Regions from separate parts of the Homo sapiens genome. Here region 1 is linked to region 2. The links are chromatin contacts, found by Hi-C or POLR2A ChIA-PET in ENCODE. All regions are on one chromosome and are shown on one strand. The core of a region is the stretch at or near the end of the contact, and the rest is flanking DNA. Distances in the headings are between cores, read along the strand shown. Region 1 overlaps NRP1 (neuropilin 1). Region 2 overlaps ITGB1-DT (ITGB1 divergent transcript).

What was found. A loop is a pair of places that touch in the nucleus more often than their neighbours do. ChIA-PET counts read pairs that join two places held with the same protein, here RNA polymerase II (POLR2A). Pooled maps may share reads with other maps.
Region 1: a loop to region 2 is called in a map of PC-3, with 9 times the contacts of the local background. The contact joins two enhancer-like sites. A Hi-C loop is called at or near these places in 3 of 168 maps with a recorded cell type or tissue (MCF 10A, PC-3 and PC-9) and 8 of 50 pooled maps. POLR2A ChIA-PET finds 5 or more read pairs at or near these places in 1 of 52 experiments (A549).

The regions. Positions count from the first base shown.
Region 1 is chr10:33,262,312-33,265,952 of GRCh38, forward strand. NRP1 (neuropilin 1) reads right to left here. Exons shown (of 17, transcript NM_003873.7): 4 at 1,335-1,562. Among named protein-coding and RNA genes, the nearest start is that of NRP1, 71 kb to the right of the region's middle. RefSeq lists an enhancer at 1,415-2,614. Within about 2 kb of position 2,045, at least 10 of the 41 ENCODE cell types and tissues checked have a DNase peak (open chromatin) inside an H3K27ac peak, as active enhancers do; they include PC-3 and PC-9, where a contact is called at or near this core.
Region 2 is chr10:33,008,953-33,012,698 of GRCh38, forward strand. All of the region lies in intron 2 of ITGB1-DT (ITGB1 divergent transcript), which reads left to right. Among named protein-coding and RNA genes, the nearest start is that of ITGB1-DT, 28 kb to the left of the region's middle. Within about 2 kb of position 1,324, at least 10 of the 41 ENCODE cell types and tissues checked have a DNase peak (open chromatin) inside an H3K27ac peak, as active enhancers do; they include PC-3 and PC-9, where a contact is called at or near this core.

The DNA.
Region 1 (3,641 bases), core at 795-3,294, 250 kb after region 2:
TTCACAAGAGTGGAATGGAAAACTTTCATTTAGATGTCCATATGGCTATTTCCTCCACCTCCTTCAAATCTTCGCTCAAATGTCATTTTCTTTAATAAGGTCTAACCTCGGCCAGGCATGGAGGCTCATGCCTGTAATCTCAGCACTTTGGGAGGCTGAGGCAGGAGGATCTCTTGAGGTCAGGAGTTCGAGACCAGCCTGGCCAACATGGTGAAAACCCGTCTCTACCAAAAATGCAAAAATTAGCTGAGTGTGGTGGTGTGCACCTGTAATCCCAGCTACTCGGGAGGCTGAGGCAGAAGAATTGCTTGAACCTGGGAGGCGGAGGTTGCAGTGAGCCGAGATTGCTCCACTGAACTCCAGCCTGGGTGACAAGAGCAAAACTCTGTCTCAAAAAAAAAAAAAAAAAAAGTCTAACCTCACCACCCTATTTAAAATTTCAACCTATACCTCCCCACTCCCAACTTCTCATCCCTTGACTCTGCTGTACTTTTTCTTGCTTTCATTTGGGGAGATTTGTTTATAGCACTTCTCACCTTCTAACATTTCATGCACATAATTCATTTATTTGTAACGTGCATTGTTTATTGTTTCCTTCTACCTGGCAGAAGAGAAACTCCAAAGGGCAGCATCTTTCATTGTTTTGCTTACCCTGTGGCTAGGATGGTGCCTGGTACATGACAGATGCTCAGGAAATATTTTTTAGGTATATGAATGCATAGGTCAATGACTATAAATGATGTATTGAGGTGACTCAAATTCCCTAAGATGAAAAATCTGTAGAGAATGTACAGGGAACCTGTCTAAATTAGGAATGCCCAAACATTCTCGTTCCTTTTCCAAATTTTTGTTTTGTAGCATAACGGATGCATAGTTTAGCCTTAAAATTTTATTAAGTACTCAACCTCTCAGGTCCTTGGTCTCTGCATTTATAAAATGAGTGGTTTGATGTAATGGAATTACTAAGAGCCCATCCTCTTACAATCTGTGAATTAATGATGAGTAGCCAGGTCAGTGGATGAGCAAAATAGTTTAGAGAGAAAAACTATGTGTTTGTCTCAATTATATCACAAAAATAGCTAAAAGAACCTTTTGTAATCTTTCATGGCCTCAGCTTCTTATCTATAAAATGAAGGAATTGGACTAGATAATTACTAAGGTCTTCTTGAGCTCAAATATTTCATCACTGCTCTGAATATAGAGAGTTTTGCTTTGTTTTCCAGTGTCCTTTTGAGGTTTTTTTTAATGATTCATGTATCATGAGACTTGTAAAAGAATACTGGTGCCCTTCCTCCAGAACCTTCCCTTTTTGGGGTGCTTCCTGTCATTCTTACCATCAGGGAATCCATCCCAGATTTCTAGCCGGTCGTAGCGACAGAACATCCCCCCTGGAGGATTTGAGTCAGGCTCCAGGTCAAAGCTTTCAAATTCCAGGATAATCTCTGACATCTTTGGCACAAAGACAATATAAGTGCATTCAAGGCTGTTGGGATATTTTTCAGGGAATCCGGGGGACTTTATCACTCCACTAGGTGTTGTGTAGTTCTGGGAACATTCAGGACCTATGAGTAGAAGAGAAAAAGGAGTAAAGTGAAAATCCCACTTAAACAACTTCCCCAAGAAATAACCTGGGTAAAGACAGAACATCTTTCTAATAAAAGCCCGCCAGTATAACCACTGTTCTAATCATGTATTAGTCAGCCTTTTCATATTAGTAAAATGGGTATGGAAAGTCAAGTTCAGATTTATTGTGTTAACCTTAGCTTTCCATTTGTATGGAGCAATTTAAAGACTTCTGCTGTTGCAGGGAAAAATATGACAAATATAAAATCATGTGGGAACAATGAATGAGTAAGCTGCAGAAATCTCAACAGAGCCCTAGAGAAATAATTATGGCCCCTTCAAGCTTAAACCTTTAAATCTTGAGGCTGACAGCCCTTTATTGGTGAAATAGAACATTTATAAAGGCGAGGGAGAGAATTCAGTGGAGGCAGTTTGGGTTTCAGATTCCTACACCAGTGACTCAGTAACTCTGCCAGATGTGACCTATGCCTCTTTGACAAACGAAATGTGAAAGGTAATTCGTACATGTACCAAGGGTGAGTGACTCATTCTGAGTGGTGTTGACACAGGTGGGCCGGTAAAGTGTGGCTGTTAGTGAGGGCACGATAAACTGTGATTACAGGCCATGATGCCGGAAGTCACCTGATATCAATGCTGACATCCTAACCTTCCCCGAAGTATCAGACACAGTATAGTACGCCATTCTAAAATTGCATGTTAATAGATGTGTGTGTGTGTGTAATGCATATATTTATAATGTGTAATTTTAATGACTGTTCAGTACCACCAGGACTTTACAAATTATGGTGATTTGTCATTGAAATTGGTCAAGAGCATCCATGCATATAGTGCAGGTTGACCTTATGCCTGTATGAATGACTCCAATTTCAATTCATGGTAACCAGCATAGGGTGGTATTCACTACACAATTCAAAAACTGCCCTTCTTGGCCGGGTGTGCACAATGGCTCATGCCTGTAATGCCAGCACTTTGGGAGGCTGAGGTGGGCGGATCACCTGAGGTCAGGAGTTCGAGACCAGCCTGGCCAACATAGGGAAACCCCAGTCTCTACTAAAAATAGAAAAATTAGCTGGGCGTGGTCGTGGGCACCTGTAATCCCAGCTACCCAAGAGGCTGAGACAGGAGAATTGCTTGAACCCGGGAGGCAGAGGTTGCAGTGAGCCGAGATCACACCACTGCACTCCAGCCTGGGTGACAGAGCCAGCCAGACTCCGCCTCAAAAAACAAACAAACAAACAAACAAACAACAACCAAAAAAACCCAAAACTGCCTTCTCTACCAACATGAGCACATCAGCTCAGTCCCTGAATACCACCTGCTGCTATGATCTTCAAATAGCTACACTTAAGACACTTGTGAATCAGAGAAGTCTTTATCCTTTTGAATTTCAGGATCAAATCTGGGGGTGTTCAGTTCAACAACTCTTTTCCTGCATCATTTTCTCACAGTGGCTTGAAGGCAGACGTGATGGGGCCCCGGCAATGACATGCAAGGATTCAATTCTAAATAAGGTGCTTTGTTGAGATTGTTCTTAACTAAACATTCTCCCAAAGTGCCAGGCAACTAGAGGCGACTTATTAGACATCAATAGAGATTAAAGTTAACTAACTAGCAGGTCTCTAGTTTTAGTGATTCAGGTCAGGAGGCTGAATACCAACAGAGTGCATCTGGCAGCCTGTTGAGAAAACAAATCAATCCTTTCCTCCTCATGCACATATCGGCTATCCATGGATCCATGGCATTGCAGATGCAGAAGAATTCTTAGATGGGCCCAGTAAACCTGGTCTGCAGAGGTCTGACTTATTTGAAATACCTCTCAAACCTTCTTGGACGTGGCTCACCCTTCACCATGAGAGCTGCAAATGCTTATCTATTTGATTCTGGTTCAAAAGTTGGTAACGTGGCAATTCGCCAGGTCAGTTCCAGGTAGAGATTATGACATGTGCTGTATGGTTTATAATCTTAGTTTCTAAATTACTCTGGTGGCTTCTGAGATGACAGCGACTATGCTAATTTGAGTCATTTATCCACAAAGAAAAAATATATATATACATACA
Region 2 (3,746 bases), core at 74-2,573:
TAAACTTCAGAAACCGCATTGATTCAAATAAAGATTGTTGGATTCTATGAGATGATTCTACTTTCCGAGCTTCAGAGCTCCACAGGTTGAAAAAAAACAAGATGATATAATGCTGAAGACTTGTTGCAAAACAGAACAGGAGTTGATGCAAAATCAAGATGGGAAGAAAACCACACTTACAGAACCACGTAATAAATAGCTGTGCTTGGTGAGGGAATATTATTGTCATTCATATGAGTCAATTGCAATCAGAATACTATGTGGAGCAATGGCTTTAAATGGCCCCATCCTCCAATAAAGCAAAGCAAACAAGAACGTATTGCTGACTTTCAAATGAGCAGAAGTTCTTGTAATCCCCCTGCTAAAAAATTTAAATGAACTTTAACCCAACTCTTTCCCTTGTATCTAGTAAGTCATCTAGTCTTACCAGTTTTTTTCTTACTGCTACTAAGAGTGAGCAATAGATGCTTTTCCATATCAGTTTCCATCTTAGCTCTGACCAGACTACACACTGTCATTAGATTCATCTTCCTTAAACTTGTCACTATTTTTTGAAAATACCCTAGAACTCAATTTCCCTTTCTTTCCAAATACCTCCTCCATCTGATTTCACTGTTACTTTAATCCAGTGTCATCCTACCCTTACATTTTCATTTCCCTGGCCCATTGAAGAAGTGTTGCTCATTGCAGCCTTTGAGTCTTCAGATGGGGTCCTGTCCTTCCCTCCCTTTGCCAGATGAAGCCTTTTCATCCTGTAGGATCCAGCCCAGCTGTTGCCCCTCCATGTCACTCTCCCTTGTCTGAGTAATCCTATGAGGGTTATAGGTTATATTCTATAACTGTGTGCTTGTGCAAATACTTGTCAAATGGTTTACTATTGATACACAGGCTTCAGTCTCATCTTATCCAAAATCTATTGGGAAATATTCCAGGCCAGATACCATTTCTTATCCCTTTTCAAGCCCTCATCGGGGTCTACATGTTTGGGAGCACTGTGAGCTCAGTAAGATACTTGTCGATTGGTTTTCTTTATCAGCTCATAATTCTGCAAGGAAGATGGAGCTGGTATTGTAATTCCTGATTTACAAACGAGGACGCTGAAGCCCAGAGCATTTTCAAGACTTGTTCTTGGGAATGGCAGTGCCAGGACAGGAGCTCTGGGTATTTCCTCCTTGTCTAGTCCCCTTCCTGGTGCACCCCACGGTCATCATACTGATAGAGTGATGCACTAAGCCTGTATTTATTTTCAGATCGATTTCTAGATAACGAGCACAAGCTCATATTGTGAGGAGCAGCTAGACAACAGATGATAATCAGGGTGTGTGCTTATGCAGCCTGGGTGGCAATTTCAGTTCTTTCTGGGTGGCGATGCCACACTTTCAGCCCACACCCATTTGTCCTTTTTGAAAACCACAAACGAGTGCTTGGGCATGTATGACATTCTCCGGCACAGCCCTCTGCACTCATCCAAATACCTGAACTGGCTTGTTTACTCCTTTAAACCACAGTGGCTCCAACTGCTTCCTGCCCTCCTAGCCTGCTGGAAGGTCTCCTGTGGTTTTGGAGCTCACAGGCACATGAGGAATAATTAAAAACCACTGCCATGCGAAAGGGTGTTTTAACGAGTTGTCAGTGAATGACCGGAGTCGGGAAGAATTTCTAGGTAGTTCCTCCTCTGGCCACAGGATGGATTCATTTTCCATCTGGAATTGCACCATGAAGCCTCCTTGGATGCTTTTGTTCTTCCATGCCTGGCTTGGGCCCTGAGGCTTGGGTGTGCTGGGCAGGAGCACAGGGTAGTAAAATGAAAATATCATGTCTACACTCAGGGAGTTCAGAGGGATGGCCTTGATGAAATCAGTCCATTAAATACCTAGAAAATAGATGTTAACAAGATTGTTATGCAATGCTACTGATTTAGAATGATCGTGTGTATTAATCAAACAAAAGCAGTAGAGAGAGGCATAAATTGATTGTTTAAGGAAAATCTAAATGCATAGTTGTAACAAGTGACTTTTATTTTTTCTTTCTGCTTTGAGACAGGGTCTTGCTCTGTCGCCCAGGCTAGAGTACAGTGTCTCTATCACAGTTCACTGTAGCCTTTATCTCCTTGGCTCAGGTGATCCTCCTGCCTCAGCCTCCTGAGTAGCTGGGACTACAGGTGTGCACCACCACACCTGGTTGATTTTGTACTTTTTGTAGAGGTGGGAGTCTCACTTTGTTGTCCAGGCTTGTCTCAAACTCTTGGGCTCAAGCTAGCCTCCTGACTCGACCTCCCAAAGTGCTGGGATTATAAGCCAGCCAGAAATGACTTTTATAATTGCACCTAGAAGTGTCATGAAATGCAATATTAGTACTTCTATTTTATGATAATACTATTGACATATAAAGAAGATTGATTTTAAAATTTACAAGAAAAAAAAAACCCCATTAAAAAGTGGGCAAAGGACATGAACAGACACTCCTCAAAAGAAGACATACATACGGCAAAAACATATGAGAAAAAGCTCAACATCACTGATCATTAGAGAAACGCAAATTGAAACCACAATAAGATACCATCTCATGCCAGTCAGAGTGGCTATTATTACAAAGCAAAAAACTAACAAACAAACAAACAACAGATGCTGGCAAGATTGGAAAGAAAAAGGAATGCTTTTACATTATTGGTGGGAATGTAAATTATTTCAACCATTGTGGAAGACAGTGTGGTGATTCCTCAAAGACCTAGAGGCAGAAATACCATTTGACCCAGCAATCCCATTACTGGGTATATACCCAAAGGAATATAAATCATTCTATTATAAAGATACATGCACGCGTGTGTTCACTGAAGCCATTCTGTTATAAAGATACATGCACGCGTATGTTCACTGCAGCACTATTCACAATAGCAAAGATATGAAATCAATCTAAATGCCCATCAGTGATAGACTGGATAAAGAAAATGTGGCACATAGCCCCATGGAATATATGCAGCCATGAAAAGGAACAAGATCATGTCCTTTGCAGGGACATGGATAGAGTTGGGAGCTGCTATCCTCAGCAAACTAATGCAGGAACAGAAAAGCAAACACTGCATGTTCTCACTTAAAAGTGGAAGCTGAATGATAAGAACACATGGACACATAGCAGGCAACAACATACACTGGGGCCTGGCACGGGGGTGCAGGGGGAAGGAGAGCATTAGGAAGAATAGCTAATGGGTGCTGAGCTTCATACCTAGGGGATGGGATGGTCCGTGCAGCTACCATGGCACAGGTTTACCCATGTAACAAACCTGCACATCCTGCACATGTACCCCTGAACTTAAAAGTTGAAGAAAAAAGAAAGAATATTGGTTTTCGACCAAGTTATTAAAAAGTTTCATGATAAAAGTGGCAAGAGATTTTAAAATGAGAATTGAAACCAACTAGGAACTTGCCATGTAATGTACCAGATGCAGAGGACTCAAGAAGAGCCCAGAATTATTCCCACTGGGAACTGCCCAGATGGTGACGACAACACCAAGTACAACTGCAAACCTCGTGTTCTTCTGTTCTCCCAGCAGGCCGGTGGGAGGGAAGACCAGCTATTCAGAGCCCTCTTTTGTAGGCTTAGAAAGTCAAATGTCTCCCCAACCCCACATTCTTCATAGCTTGGTGGTTGTGGTGAGGGTGGGTGGGTGCCAGTTCTGAAGCCAAGGCCGTGTGACTTCACTATCCACTGAATATTCATACACCAGTGTGTTAAGATACAAACTCCAG